Linked DNA regions of Mus musculus: region 2 is linked to region 1. Evidence: chromatin contacts called from ENCODE Hi-C or POLR2A ChIA-PET data. All regions are on one chromosome and are shown on one strand. The core of a region is the stretch at or near the end of the contact, and the rest is flanking DNA. Distances in the headings are between cores, read along the strand shown.

What was found. Hi-C counts contacts between places; a loop is a spot of excess contacts on that map. ChIA-PET counts read pairs that join two places held with the same protein, here RNA polymerase II (POLR2A).
Region 2: a loop to region 1 is called in a map of T-helper 17 cell, with 10 times the contacts of the local background. The contact joins the promoter of 4930557F10Rik here to the promoter of H4c2 in region 1. A Hi-C loop is called at or near these places in 1 of 37 maps with a recorded cell type or tissue (T-helper 17 cell). POLR2A ChIA-PET finds 5 or more read pairs at or near these places in 2 of 5 experiments (both embryonic stem cell).

What each region holds. Positions count from the first base shown.
Region 1 is chr13:23,753,238-23,760,586 of GRCm38, forward strand. It overlaps H4c2 (H4 clustered histone 2), which reads left to right and starts at 3,700. Exons shown (of 1, transcript NM_178193.2): 1 at 3,700-4,149. The coding sequence starts at 3,784. The coding sequence ends at 4,095.
Region 2 is chr13:23,309,818-23,317,166 of GRCm38, forward strand. It overlaps 4930557F10Rik (RIKEN cDNA 4930557F10 gene), which reads right to left and starts at 3,590. Exons shown (of 2, transcript NR_126444.1): 1 at 3,172-3,590. 4930586N03Rik (RIKEN cDNA 4930586N03 gene) reads left to right here and starts at 3,708. Exons shown (of 4, transcript NR_131052.1): 1 at 3,708-4,208; 2 at 4,362-4,498.

The DNA of each region.
Region 1 (7,349 bases), core at 2,450-4,949:
TTGTGCAATGTTTACTGTTTTTGCTGTTACTCATTGAAATCTAGTACAAAACTTAAAAAATTTTGTTTTCTATGTTTTAATAGATGCTGAAAAGTAGTATTTCAAGTTAAATACAATTTACATTATGCTGGGATATTTCAAGCAATCGTCAGAAATTTTTAGTTTTTGTAAATTTTTTCACTATATTTCTGAACTTTAAACTACAGAGGCCTCTCTACACAACCTCTCACTCCAGACATTGGCTCCCATCCCTTTCCCACTACTTTCTTACATGTAACACTGCCTATATCGGGAATGTGAATAGACAACAAACTACCAAGATTTAACTTGTGGGTGATTCGTGTGGATATATTTTCCAGGGATAATAATAGCAAATACAACAATGACATTAAAACCTGGCTTACAAAATGATAATTTATTTTAAATCACATCTGCACTCCCTGATACTCTTCCATAGATTAAGTGGGGCAGCAGGATCACAAGTTTGAAGTCCCCTTTGTTACAGAATGAGTTCAAAGACAGCCTTGGTAGTTTAGTAAGACCTTGTCTTGATATTAGAAGAGACTGGGGTCCAGGTCAAAAGGTATCACACTTGCTTAGCTTACCTATTAAACAAACCAAACCAAACAAAAAGGAAGAAAAGGTATATGTCTAGGTATTTGATTTCCTAGAGGCTGCTGTAGATAGCTCTGCCTGGCAACGATATGTCATCCACATATGGTGTCTTATGGTCATGATGTCCCTTGAATGCCCAATATCTAAACATTTGGTTTTTGCTGTGCTGGCATTCATGTCCCCTGCTTAGCTGTTATGAATAAATTATATATATATTACTCTCCTCTGTAACAAAGTAGTGTTTTAGGTACAGTTTGCTGAAAGGCAGCAAACTTGCTATTTTTCTGTAAGAATCAGATGAGCAGTCTTCAAGGGTCTGGCTCTTCTTGCCTCATTGTCCTTACTAGAAGCATGCATTTAAAACCTGGATTCTACATTCAGTCATTTATTTGAAGATTTAATAGAATTTCATAATATAACAAATATAATAATATCTTAATAAATAATAAAATCGTGCATCTTCTTTGAGAGACCTCAGTAGTGGATAGTCTGCAGCAGCAGATAGTAGTCACTGTGTGGGAAGCTTGCACAGGCTCAGATTCTATCATAAGTGCCTACTAGGCCATCTCAGATGAATCTTTTTTTCCATTTGAAATTGGAATCTACACCATCTATCTTTTATGATTATCATTAGAATATATTCCAATGCATAGTTTCAATTTTTCTGAGCTATATATTGTTTTTTAATAAAAATTTTAAATAACTCAAACAAGCTTCTGAAATTACATCTTACTTAGCATCACTTAATTGCATAGACTCTGCTCAGTTTATAAATTATCACCATGTACTTAAAAATCTTTTAAGGATTTGTTGTTGTTTTTGTTCTTAGGAAGTAGTATGGTCTAATATCCCCCTATTCTCTCTATAGAGCAGGAAAAACAAAAACAAAACACAAATAAACTGATTTTCAAATTTTGCTAAAATAATATTGATCTTCCTTTAGTGTTCTACTATACCTTCCTCTCTGCACTCCACTTGGAATAAAAACACTTTTTTAAAAAATTGGGTCTTTCTTTATGGTAACTTATAGCTTTGTATTATATAACTTGTAAGTTATATAAAAAAAAATATGTTTTTGCCAAATCCATCCTAAAGCCCAGGTGGAGGGTCTAACTGTGAAGTTTTACCTTGCTATATATATGTAATTAAACAGATAGTATGCATTTGAGATCTATAGTAAACATGATTTCTATCCTCCAGGAACTGCACACAGAATGATATCAGGCACATGATAATGTTTACAGCTAGTACTCTTGAAGAAAACAGTTTTGTTATGGATATTTGTATGAAAGTTCAAGGCTCTTAAAGACAACTTGGAAGTCAAGTTTTAAGATCTGCTGTTTAGATTACAAGTTTTAACAATAAAAATCATACACAGTGGCACAAACCTGCTACTTAGCTGAGGAGACTGAGGCCAGAGAATTGCAACTTCCATCTAGGGTTACATAGCAAGGATCTTTCAGGGAAAAAGGAAGAAGGGGAAGAGAAGTGGGAGGAGGAGGAAAAGAAGTGGGGGGAGGAGGAGGAGGAAGAAGGAGAAGATGGACTAGAAATAGAAAATGGAAAGAAAAAGAGCACAGAAAGACAGAAGTTAGCAGTGGGCCTTACAGTGTTGACTGGGAGAGGCAACTTCCGAGTATTCAGAGTGTCTTAGTAAAATTAAACATATGCAAAATAAGTGAATGGAAATTCATAAACTGAGCTGTAGCATGGCTGCATTGTGATTGTTAATTCACCTTGGGAAATGGACCAACAGTTCTTAAATCTTCACCCATGAAATACAAAACAAGATCTGTCACTATACTTCATTACATGCTGTAATAAAATGTAATCCTTATACACATTTGGTGATACTGATAGTGTGTTGGAAATAATAACCTGATAAGGAAATACTTCTAGGAAGAGTATTAAAATAGTGTTTATTTGGGGTTTCTATTGCTGTGATAAAACACTACTATCAAAAGCAACTCAGGCAGGAAAGGGTTTATTAGGCTTACAGTTCTGCATCACTGTTCATCACTGAAGGAGGTGAGGAATAGGAAATCAATCAGGGAAGGAACCTGGAGGCAGGAGCTGGTTGCAAAGGCCATGGAAAGGTGCTGCTTACAGACTTGCTCTATGTTGACCCTCCCCCCAGCCTGTTTTCCTGTAGAACACAGGCCCACCAGCCCAGGAACCGCACCACCTACAATGTGCAGGACCCTTCCCTCATAAGGCACTAATTAAGAAATCCTCTACTGATTTGTCTACAGATTCATTTTATGGAGGAATTTTTTCAAATGAGGTTCCTCCTGTATGATGGCTCTAGTTTGTGTCAAGTTGGAATAAAACTATCCAGCACAAATAGTAACAGGTAAAAATATTTATGTAGTACTTCTTTGAAACAATCTCTTCTAATGTAGTACCCAAGCAAACAAACTGTGGGCACCATTATCAGACAAGTTTTATAAGTATAAAGGGGGAACAGGAAAATGACCAGTTCCAATATCTCTGAATTCATTACTTTGAACGAGAGCATACACTGTGTAGGGGTGGCAAAATAGAATACAAGCATCATGCAGTTTTCCCGCTCTAATAAAAAATATAGCAATCCAAACCAGCAATGAATGGATTCCAGACAGGGAATAGCCAAGTGCATCTATATGACTAGGCAAAGGGGCTTGACCTATGTTGACAAGTAGAATTTTAATAAATTCTACTTATACCGATTCTATTTCAATTTCTATTAAAAAAATTCTCTTGTAATTTATTTTTAAAAGTATCTTTCACATTTGAATTTTTAGGTTTTAAGAAACAATAATCACATGGTCTTTTGGCACCTGTTGAATTTTTTAAAAAGATGTTTTAAACCTAAATACTTTACAGGGGTATTTGTTTTAATCCTCCAGGTACTGGTCCATAAAAATGTAACTCCTTGCTAAAATCCTTATAGAACAATATAACATATAATAAAAGCAGTATACTCAAATCTGGGGAAACCTGAGAGACTCCATGTCTGCATGTGCCCTATACAGTACTCCAGAGTCACCGCCCTGAAATGGGCTGAGCAAAAGAAGCCTTTGGTCCCCGCCCACTTGAAGTTCTCAACCAGGTCCGATAAGAGCCTATAATAACACAGCGAATTCTTAGTTCACCAGCTTCCTACTGAAAGCTTGTAAGAATTTAACTATGTCTGGTCGCGGCAAGGGAGGAAAAGGCCTGGGCAAAGGTGGCGCTAAGCGCCATCGCAAAGTGCTGCGCGACAACATCCAGGGCATCACCAAGCCCGCCATCCGCCGCCTGGCCCGGCGCGGGGGAGTGAAGCGCATCTCCGGCCTCATCTACGAGGAGACCCGCGGTGTGCTGAAGGTGTTCCTGGAGAACGTGATCCGCGACGCCGTCACCTACACGGAGCACGCCAAGCGCAAGACCGTCACCGCCATGGACGTGGTCTACGCGCTCAAGCGCCAGGGCCGCACCCTCTACGGATTCGGGGGTTAAGGGACTAAAGCGATTTTCTTAACTGTTACAAAAGGTCCTTTTCAGGACCACTCACTGAATTCCTTAAAAAGCTGTGCATTTTGCTCCCTCACCCTTCCCCCACACTGGCAGCGGCCCTCACTAATAGCTTCAGCTTTAACTCAGGCTGTGGATAGTCAGCATAGTTGAGATTCCCCACCCCCACCCCTCCAGGCTGAATTTGTGCACAAAGTACAGCCTCACCTTGTACAAATTGTTAAAAGTAGGACACTTCAAGGCTCTTTTCTCAGGATTGGTTCAAGGACGGTTAAACAGTCTTGAAAACCTGGAATTTTGGGGAAAGGTGTTAGAACCTCTAGGTTCAACGACTCATTACCACCGCCTGAAAATAACCTTGGGTAGGTGAACAAAGGTAACCATCCAGATGAGAATTTACTAAAGAAACAGGCTCATCGGGTCCTGGAGGTAAAAACAATTGAGTAAAGAGTGAAGCTTTGATACACATGATGTTTTCTTGACCAGCCCTTTCAAACAGTTCATTAAAACAAATATTGACATAAAATCTACATCGTATTAATTACTACAGGTAATGCCAGGATAATATAAAATGTAAGGATGTGTAATACAGGTTATTTTGTATATACCACTGACACCATGTACAGGGCTTCAACATTTTCATATAGTGGTATGGGTCTTTAATTCTGTTCCCATGAATTTTGACAGTCGACTAAATAGTGAAACTAAATGAGATTAATGGCATAAAACACAATGTAGTGTAACATTTGTAGCGTGAAGAAACAAACTGATTTACATCCAAAACGAAGTTTTAGCCAACACACTACACACTGACCAACAGCTGTCATCCCAGTACTCCAGAAATGGATGCAGAAGTCAGCATATGTTCTGTGCCATTCAGAGACTCAGAAATGATAGTATATGCCAGTATGTGTTATATACTCTTAGTTCTTGGACCCTTTCATCAGCCCTAGAACTGCATCTTGTTAACAATGGAACACTAAAAAAAATACACAATTGTTGTTAATAGCACAGGGTAGAACTATTCAGGCATTTGTGATTAACTCTCTTTTCTGTAGCCTCTTTGTTAAAACACTTTTCTTCCTGCTATAACGCATAGGTACTGTAAAATAGTTTATGTTCAAATATAACTCCATGGCCTGCTTGAGATGCTAGAACCAACCATCTTGCTGCAGTGTCAAAATCTATAACAGTGTCTGCTTCTTGCCACTCAACATCCCAGCAGAATTAGAATTTTGCTCAAGTAATTCTGAGTTACCATACTAGTCACAATAAATAGTGCTGCCTTAAAAAACACAGTTCTCATTTCAAATAGAATTAAGAGATGTTTTACTTGAGAGCTAAATATGAATGCTCATGGCCTAGGAACACAAATTCAGATTCTTCCAAGTACTGTAGTTTGCTTTGGGAGTGTTCCATGACATTTTACTAGTTATACTTGACTTTTTTTAATATTATTGTTTTAGATGGTTTGCCTACATGTATTTCTGTGCCTCTTTTATGATTGGTACTCAGAGACCAGCAGTGGGAACTGGGACTCCTGGGACTGCAGTTACAAGAGATTTTGAGACACCATGTGGGTGCGGGTGCGGGTGCGGGTGCTAGGAATCAAATGTAGGTCCTCTGGAAGAGCAGCCAGTGCTCTTAACCACCGAACCATCTGTTCACTCTTCTTTTATCTTTTAAATTTTACATTTAAAAAATTATTTTGTGATCTTGTGTGTGTGTTAGTGTACACATACGAAAGCATACGTGTGGGTATCAGAGGATAACTTAGGAAAATTGAGTCTCTCCTTCTAGCTCCAAGAGCTTAAATTCAGGTCTTCAAGCTTGGCAGCAACTTTATCAGATAAATCATGTCACTGAGTTCTTTTGTCTTGGTATATAAATCATGTTAGCCTGGAACTTACTATGTAGCCCAGTCTCATCTTAAATTCATGACCTATATGAAGGGTTTTTAAAGTGAATATACATCATGAATCATTTTATGCACATCCCCAGGCAAAAGCCACACTATGGTGCTGCCATAATTAATTCCTCAATTAGGAATGACAATTGGTAATGTAAGGAAAAGTGAGAGGTTCCTATCCACAGTAGAGGTCCACCAAGGAGATATATATGTTAGGAATATTTTGGAAAAAGGCCAAGCCACCTTAAAGGCCCACGTGATTACTGCGATCCAAGATCTGCATCTACATGACATTTACTGCTCATGAGAATCCATTGTTTTCTGCTGGCCTCAGGGAGCGGCTGGCACATTACCTAATAGCAAAGAAATACCTCCCAAAGGAATTTAGAGGAGGGATAAAATGATCAATCACCATCAAGAGAGATCACATTTTCTTGTTCTTCTGTCTGCTCTCCTCCTGAAACTTTCCAGGATGTATTATCCATGAATTATATGCATTAGTTTAAGATGAAGCTATGCTGAATAGTTCATTTTTCTACCAGAAATTCACGGTTGGAAAACAGGAATTCCCAAATCAAGGAGAGATACTTAGACCTAGCTAATAGCGACAGGATGAGGTTCAAAACTCTCCTTTTTAAATGATGACTAAAATAAAGACAATCGAAAGAAAAAATACATAGACAACAAAACCACAAGAAGATGAAGATGGAGGAGGAAGGCAAAAAAGTGCCAGCAAGCTGGGTGTGGTGGTAAACAGTAATGCTAGAACTTGGGTGAAGGATCAAGTTGTCTAGGCCATTCATTGCAGGAAAAGTTATTTTCCTATTTTCAGTCACAAAGTGAGCTCACATCCCCTTCACCTGTGCTCTCAAACTGTCACTGCTTCACCCCAAAATTGTAGCAGCTTTCCTCAATCTGCCTACACTGGCCAATCACATTAACAAAAATCAGACTACAGGAAGCTATTCCAAGAACACCCCTGCCTTTACCAACCTTGGCCACGGGGTGAAGCTGTAAAGGGGGTCATGAAATGGAAGCTACTATACTTACACGGCATTAGAGTTCTCAAATACAATGCCATTTATCTTAGTTGTGTAATCACCATGTTAAGACATGAATCCGCTGGGACTCTGCCTGTTCTGAGAAAGAGAAACAAAACAAAACAAAAAACAATTTTTGCCATTGCATTGTTGGCAAAAAGGCCACATCTCAGGGCAAATGGTTGAGAATTATGAGGAATGTTTAGTTCTGCCTTACATGGACTTTACTTGAACCCCGCCCGGACTTACAGACGTTTTTAATGTGGTTAGATGAGAACCATGCTTAACTG
Region 2 (7,349 bases), core at 2,340-4,839, 440 kb before region 1:
CGTGGCGTTTTTTATCTGCCTCAGTGGAAACCGGAAGAGGCGACAGGGATGCCCTTCGAGTCATTCGGTCTTTCTTTAGTGAAGTCGCGAAGGAGTTGGGAACTTGGGATTCTGAAGTGAATATTTTCGGGTCGCCCAATCTTGGTGACAACGAATATCTGTGACTCCGAAGTTTCCTGTAATTTCCAAGTCTGTAACTGAAGAGGCCAAGGTAGCACATCAGCCTACCTGTATAGTCGTTTGTTCTTCAGGGATCTTTTGGTGAAAAGGCACTTTTGGTTCTTTTCTCCAGGGACCCTCAGAGCTCCAGTCCCCTAACTGGTGATCTTACTGTGGCAACAACCACAAAAGTAGACACGAACAAAGGAGGATCTTTAAAAGCGCGATGCGTGGGGCGTGACACCGCTCCTTGAAACGTCACAAGCCTCTGCACTAAAACTGCTTTTACCGCCAGGCTATCAAGACCCTAGGTTCCCCGACTGCCAGTCCAAGAGCTCTGCTGGGGTTTTGATTTCACCAATTCCCTGTCCCCGCTATTGATCCAGTAATTCACCAAGGTTAGAAAACCTGTGTGTGTTCAAGGGAGGTTTTCTCAGGAAATCCTTGTCTCACAAGCCCCTTGAATTGCGTATCAGACTCGATTATCTAAACTACTGAGCCTCTGCCAAAGTGCAGCTCTCAAGGAAAGTGAGCTTAATTATGACAGTTTAGCAGGATAGTTAATTTCTTCAAGAGAAGGAGAGTTTGATCCCCAGAATTAAAAATAAAATAATTTTTAAAAAATACAAAGTATGCTGGGCTGTGCTTGTAATCCTTACTCTTGAGAGGCACAGATGGGGGCTATTCAGAAAGTCACAGGCCAAAGAGATACTAATATCCCAAAACAAAAACAAAAATAAGAAACCTAAACCACCAATAGGGACCGGCTATCCTCCTAAATGTGCACACATGTATACAATATAGTGAAAATATATTTATACCTTTTTATCTTGGGCTTAAAATTTTAAAAGTATGTTATGTGTGTGTTCATGCACATGAATACAAATGCCTAAGGAGGCCAGAAGAGAACATCCCATTCCTTGGAGCTAGAGTCACAGGTGTTTCTGAGCTGCCTGATTGGGCGCTGGGAACCGACTGTGTTCCTCTTAATGAAAAGTGTGTGCTCTTAGCCATCACTACAACATAGTTGTACAATTATAACATCTGTCTCTGTTCAAAGAAACTTCATGAGACTCTGGGTTAATCACCAGCTATGTGACTTAGCTCACTTATATAGAGCCCACCAGAGTGCTGCAGAGGCTCTTGGGTTCCTAAGGGCTGGCTGCCTTCAGGAGCTTCTGCAGGTCCCTGCCCCTGCCCTTACCATCTGTGTCTTTCCCCATCCCATCTCAAGCAATTGACTCGACTCCTCTCAACTGTGGGATGTGACTCATAAAAGGAGACATGCTCTCTTAATTCCAGGAGTCCATACAACCATTCTGTCCTATTCTTAGCAGATAGATTCATAAACTAGGGTCCGGTTGTCACCCCACCCCTACCTGTCACATAAAGTTTCATGGAAGCCACCTGCTAATGTCTGTACCCATCAGTCACTTTAAGGAAAATGCCCTCCCACTAGCGACGTTTCTTTCTTAGATAATGGTTCTTCAGACACTGACCCTGTTCACCCTTTTCTGAAGCTACACTCTCCCAGGTTTTAAGTTACCTGGGGAAAGCTGCAGACCTCAGCACTGTTCTAAGACTGGACTTGAGGGTAAGAATGTAAGCATCATTCTTGATGCTGTTCCGTATACGAAATGGGTGCCTCCTTCATTAAATGCCCCTGAGAAGTAAACTGGTTTTTGTTGTACAGCAAATTTACATAGTTCTGTTTGGGGTTTGTAGCAGATTAAAAGCAAATCACATATGGCCCGTACTGGCAGGGATCATATCCCGAGACCTTGGCATTATTAGCACCACCCTCTAACCAACTGAACTTACCGACCAACTGAAGGACAGCTTTCTATCTAGCCCTATAGATATACAACATGTACTTGTCAGTTGATTTTTTTTTCCCAAAAAGATTTTGCTGAAGGGACCCTGTTATAGCTGTCTCGTATGAGGCTATGCCAGTGCCTGGCAAATACAGAAGTGGATGCTCACAGTCATCTATAAGATGGAACACAGGGCCTCCAATAAAGAAGCTAGAGAAAGCACCCAAGGAGCTGAAGGGGTCTGCAACCCTATAGGTGGAACAACAATATGAACTAACCAGTACCCACAGAGCTTGTATCTCTAGCTGCATATGTAGCAGAAGATGGCCTAGTCGGCCATCAATGGGAAGAGAGGCCCCTTGGTATTGCAAACTTTATATGCCCCAGTACAAAGGAATGCCAGGGCCAAGAAGCAGGAGTAGGTGGATAGGGGAGCAGGGCGGAGGGAGGGTATAGGGAACTTTCAGGATAGCATTTGAAATGATATAAAGAAAATATCTAATAAATAAATAAATAAATAAATAAGAATGCTCATTTTGGGCTGGAGAGATGGCTCAGTTTTTAAGAGCACCAACTGCTCTTCCAGAGGCCCTGAGTTCAGTTCCCAGCAACCACATCATCTCAACCATCTGTAATGGAATCTGACGCCCTTTTCGGGTGTGTCTGAAGACAGCTACAATGTACTCATATATGTAAAATAAATACATAAATCTTTTTTTAAAAGAATTTTCATTTTTCTTGCCTTTCTTTACTTCTATTTTCAAGATTTCTTGAAGCTGGAAAATTTTATGAACCACGCGTTGTTCTAACTAGAAAGTTTCTCTGAGCAGAAAGAAAATTCTGTAAGAGAGTAACAAATATCTCGTTGCAATGATTCCTGACCAGTTTGTGGAACCCAGAGATACTGGTCACAGCACAGTCTACTGGCTCAGTAGTCATAGAGACAAGACGCTCTCTAGCCACGACGGAGTTCGCCTGTTGCACAGTTCTCCTCGTTGCCTCTAAGTGACAATTTGATAACCTTTCCTATTTTTACTGAATTTCGGAATCCTCCCGCCAAAAACATTTGGGTAACACAGTGGGGTTGTCCAACGCTCATTCCGTCCTCCTTTAATGAAGTAGCGAAGGAATAAAAAACTTGAGATTCTGAAATGAGTATTTTCAGGTCACCCAAGAAATACTTACGTCTGGCACTTACGGTCTGAGCATCTCCAGAGCCTCGGCGACAAAAGGGACAAACCCAAGGCGATTCGCACGGAGTCGGACGGAGCCAGCGCTGACCACTGCAGGACCCGATGCCTGGATTTCCCTTCTACCAGGATAGAATGAGCCAGCTTGAAGTCTCCTCATCCTGACGTCTAAGGCAGCCCCTCGTCGCTGAGACAAGGAACTTTGGTGACAACCAAATCTGTGACTCCGAAGTCGCCCTCAACTTCCGAGTCTGTAACTGAGACCAACGCAGAGCATCTGCCTCCACCTCCCAGTCGTTTGTTCTTTGGTGAAAAGACGCTGTTCTGCCGTTCTTTGATGAAAAGACACCGTTGGTCCTGTTCTCCAGGGACCCTCTGAGCTCCAGTCCCCTAACGGGTGGTCTTGCTGTGGTGACAACCACCAAGTAGACCGAACAAAGGAGGATTCGAAAAAGGCGCGACGCGTGAAACGTCACGCACAGCTCCTAGAAACGTCACAAGCCACCGCACCACACTAAACTCAAAACTGCTTTTACAGCCAAGCTGTCTCCGACAGCCGGTCCACAAGCTCTGCCGGGTCATTTCACACTGTCAGGGATATTGATTCAGTAACCGTCCAAGGTTAGAAAACCCGTGAGCGCGCAGCTGAAGAGGACCTTACAAAACCTTCTCTGAAGTTAACCTCGGAAATCCTCGTCCTATATGCCCCATGAATTGCGTCTCCGACTGGATTATCCAAACTAGTGAGCCTCTGCCGAGTGTGCACAGCGGACTTGGGCACAGCGAGCTTGATTATATTTCAGCAGGGTAGTTAACTCTTTGGGTGATATGGGGAAATGGAAATCTCATTCACTGACCTAGAATGAGAGGGAAGAGATGAGTGCCGGCATCCTGCTCTTTATGTCCTTCCGGAACTCTCCAATCTGTGTCGTGGAGTATTCACCACAGAAGACTTCTTGGATATGAATTTCAGCCAAGTCTTCATTAGCCGGCAGTGACCACGCTGAATTTCAGGATCCAAATGTAGCACCGAACCTTTCACATGGTGAGCCTTTAAGCACAAAAACCATGCCATGGGTTGACGTACTTCAGTTAACACAAACAGCCAGAAGCAGAACTACAAAAGCCAAGGGCAAAGTTTTAGAGCCTTTTCCAGAAGTATGGACTTTGATTGACTAGGTCTTTGTTTTTGTTTTAGCAGGCAGTGCTGTCTACATGTTGAGTTTTTGTCCTGAATGGTACTTCCACCATGGAGTCTGTTGTGCTAAGGACTGGGGGCCTACTAAGGTCTGGACTCCTGTTATAGCCCTAGACTTCCATGGGCATTGTCCTCTGGTAAGTATCTTCAAGTAGGGTATATTTGCTGGTTAAAAAAGCAAATAAAAGTCATACATACATACATACATACATACATACATACATACATATCTTTTATATTAAAATATAAATAAAAGCTGGGTGGAGGTGGTACATGCTGTTAATCCCAGCACTTGGTAGGAAGAAGCAAGCAAATTTCTGTGAGTTTGAGGTCAGCCTGGTCTACAGAGGGGACTTCAGGACAGCCAGGGCTATAAAAAGAAACCCTGTCTCAAAAAAAAAAAATTAAAATAAACAGTTTATATATACACATGTGTACATGTCTGCTCCTGTGTAAAGACCAGGGAACAACATGTCCTTCTTAAGCCACCATTGGGTGTTTTGATTTTTGTTTGGGGACAGTATTCCTTTGGCCTGTAACATGCTGACTAGGCTAGACTAGTCCAAGGAACCCCAGGCACCGTCCTGGCTCTGCCTGTCTACAGTCAGGACTACAAACACAGCCCACCACACCAGCTCTTCTTTTTTCCTTCTGTTTAAATTTTAAAGATCAAACTTGGATCTAAAGAATGGCTTGCATTTTCCTAAGTGAGAGTTTATCTGATGAGCAGAGTTACAAGTCTGGCTCTCTTACCCACCCTCTTCCCAGATGATTTCCTGCTCGTCTTCCTTCTGAATACCTGACCCACACTCAGGCAATCTGAAAGAATACTTTTCCTAAGCTCCCTGAGCAGAGTTTGTGAATATAAATAAAACAAAGGTTGTCACAGGCATACTTCATCAATGGCACCTCTTGACTCAATTTCCAAGCTATTTTCCACCTTATATTCACAGGCTGAAGTCTGGCTTTCTGACAAAATACTAATTTTTTTTTTTTTTTTTTTACTGAGTCCCTAAAGAATTCTAAACCTAAGTATGCAAGTGTCATTTAGAAAATTACTATCTTTTGGATACACATATTCACACACACACAAATTTTGTTTGCTTTTTTGACATATTTTATATATCTATATTATATAAGCAATATATTTTAATATCTGTATATATTATTTTGCTCATTTAAATTTCTGTAGATGCTATGTGTACTTGAGAACATGTGAGTGCAAATGCCTAAGGTGGCCAGAAGAAGATATTGGATTGCCCTGACTAGGTGCTGGGAACCAAACTCCGTTCCTTTGCAAGTGTGTGCTCTCAACCACCTCTACAATGTGGTTTTAAATTATAACATCTGTCTCTGTTCAAAGAAACTGTGTGAGACTCTGGGTTAATCACCAGCCACGTGACTTAGCTCACTTATATAGAGCACAGTCAGCATGCTGCAGAGGTTCTTGGGTTCCTAAGGGATGGCTGCCTTCAGGAGTTTCTGCAGGTACCTGCCCCTGCCCTTACCATCTGTGTCTTTCCCCATCCCATCTCATGCAATTGACTCAACTCCTCTCAAGTGTGGAATATGACTCATAAAAGGAGACATGCTCTATTAATTCCATGAGTCCATACAACCATTCTTTCCCATTCTTAGCAGACAGACAGCCTCATAAGCCAGGGTCCTCAAGCCTCATTCCCCAGGCACTTACAGCTCCATGGAAGGCACTGGCTAATGTCTGTTCCCATCAGTCACTCGGAGGGCAATGCCCTTCTCCTCTTCCCTAGTGACATTTCTTTCTTAGATAAGGGTTTTTCAGACCCTGTCTCTGTCCACTTATTTTTTTTTTGAAACTGTGCTCTTCTTCAATATTTCTAAATTACCTGGCTAGCATTCATCGTTCTGAAAATCTTTTTTACTTGTTTTATTTTTGTCTGAGATCTCTCTCAATCTTGGCTGTCCTGTAGCTCAGTATGTAGGTTATTGGGCTGGCCTTGTCATTCCACAGATCTTAAACAAAGCCGCTACCAGTGATGCTAGCTATGCTCAGAGAACATGACCATGTTTCAGTATTAAACCAGAACCCTGCTTGGGTGAGAAACAGGTGTGGAACTCCTCTGAGCTCTGCACCTCCTCTACTCCCTTGACACTTGAATATTGAGACAGTCTGCAGGAGGATGAAGCAGAGTATGAGTCTTTGGAGAAGAAGGAGCCTCCGCTGAGAAATGCTTACACAATTTCTGGATGTAGGCAAGCGTCTAGGGCATTTTCTTAATTAGTGATCATTTGGGGAGGGCCCAGCCCATATTGTGTGTGTTGGGGTGAGGGGAGTCACCCCAGTGCAGATGGTCTGGGGTTCTTTAAGAAAGCAGGCTGAGCAAAGCACAGGGCCCAAGCTAGTAAGCAACACTCCATGGGCTCTGCATCAGCTCCTGCCTTCAGGTTTCTGCCCTACTTTGAGTTTCTATCCTGACTTCCTTTGATGATGAACCGTGATGTGAAAGTGTAAGTCAAACTAACCTTTTCCTCCAAAGTTGCTTTGGTCATGGTGTTTCATCACAGCAATGATAACCCTAGTTAGGACAACCTGTATGAAATTTTCAAAGAAAAAAAAGAAAGCTGAGCCCTGATTTGTTTGTTGTCTGGCTTTATCAATCATCACTGTGTGATTAGTGCTACTGAGCCTTGGCTTTATCAGTAAGATAGGAATAATGATATATAGGCTTATGAAAAAAATAGGTTGAGAGAAATAATGTCAATAAGATCCTTAATAGGTTCAGAGGTCATAGACGTGGAAAAGAAGGAACAAAACAAACAGGAAACACAATATCAATATCATGTGTTAATATCAATAAAATGTACTGATATTAATATAATGTGCTAATATAATGTGCCAATTGTGGCATTTTGAGGATAATGTCCAAAGCAACATGACTGGACCTGCAAATTTGCATCACCTGTCCTGCAGACTCCCAAGACTGGTGTGAACTGTTTATACCTTTAATT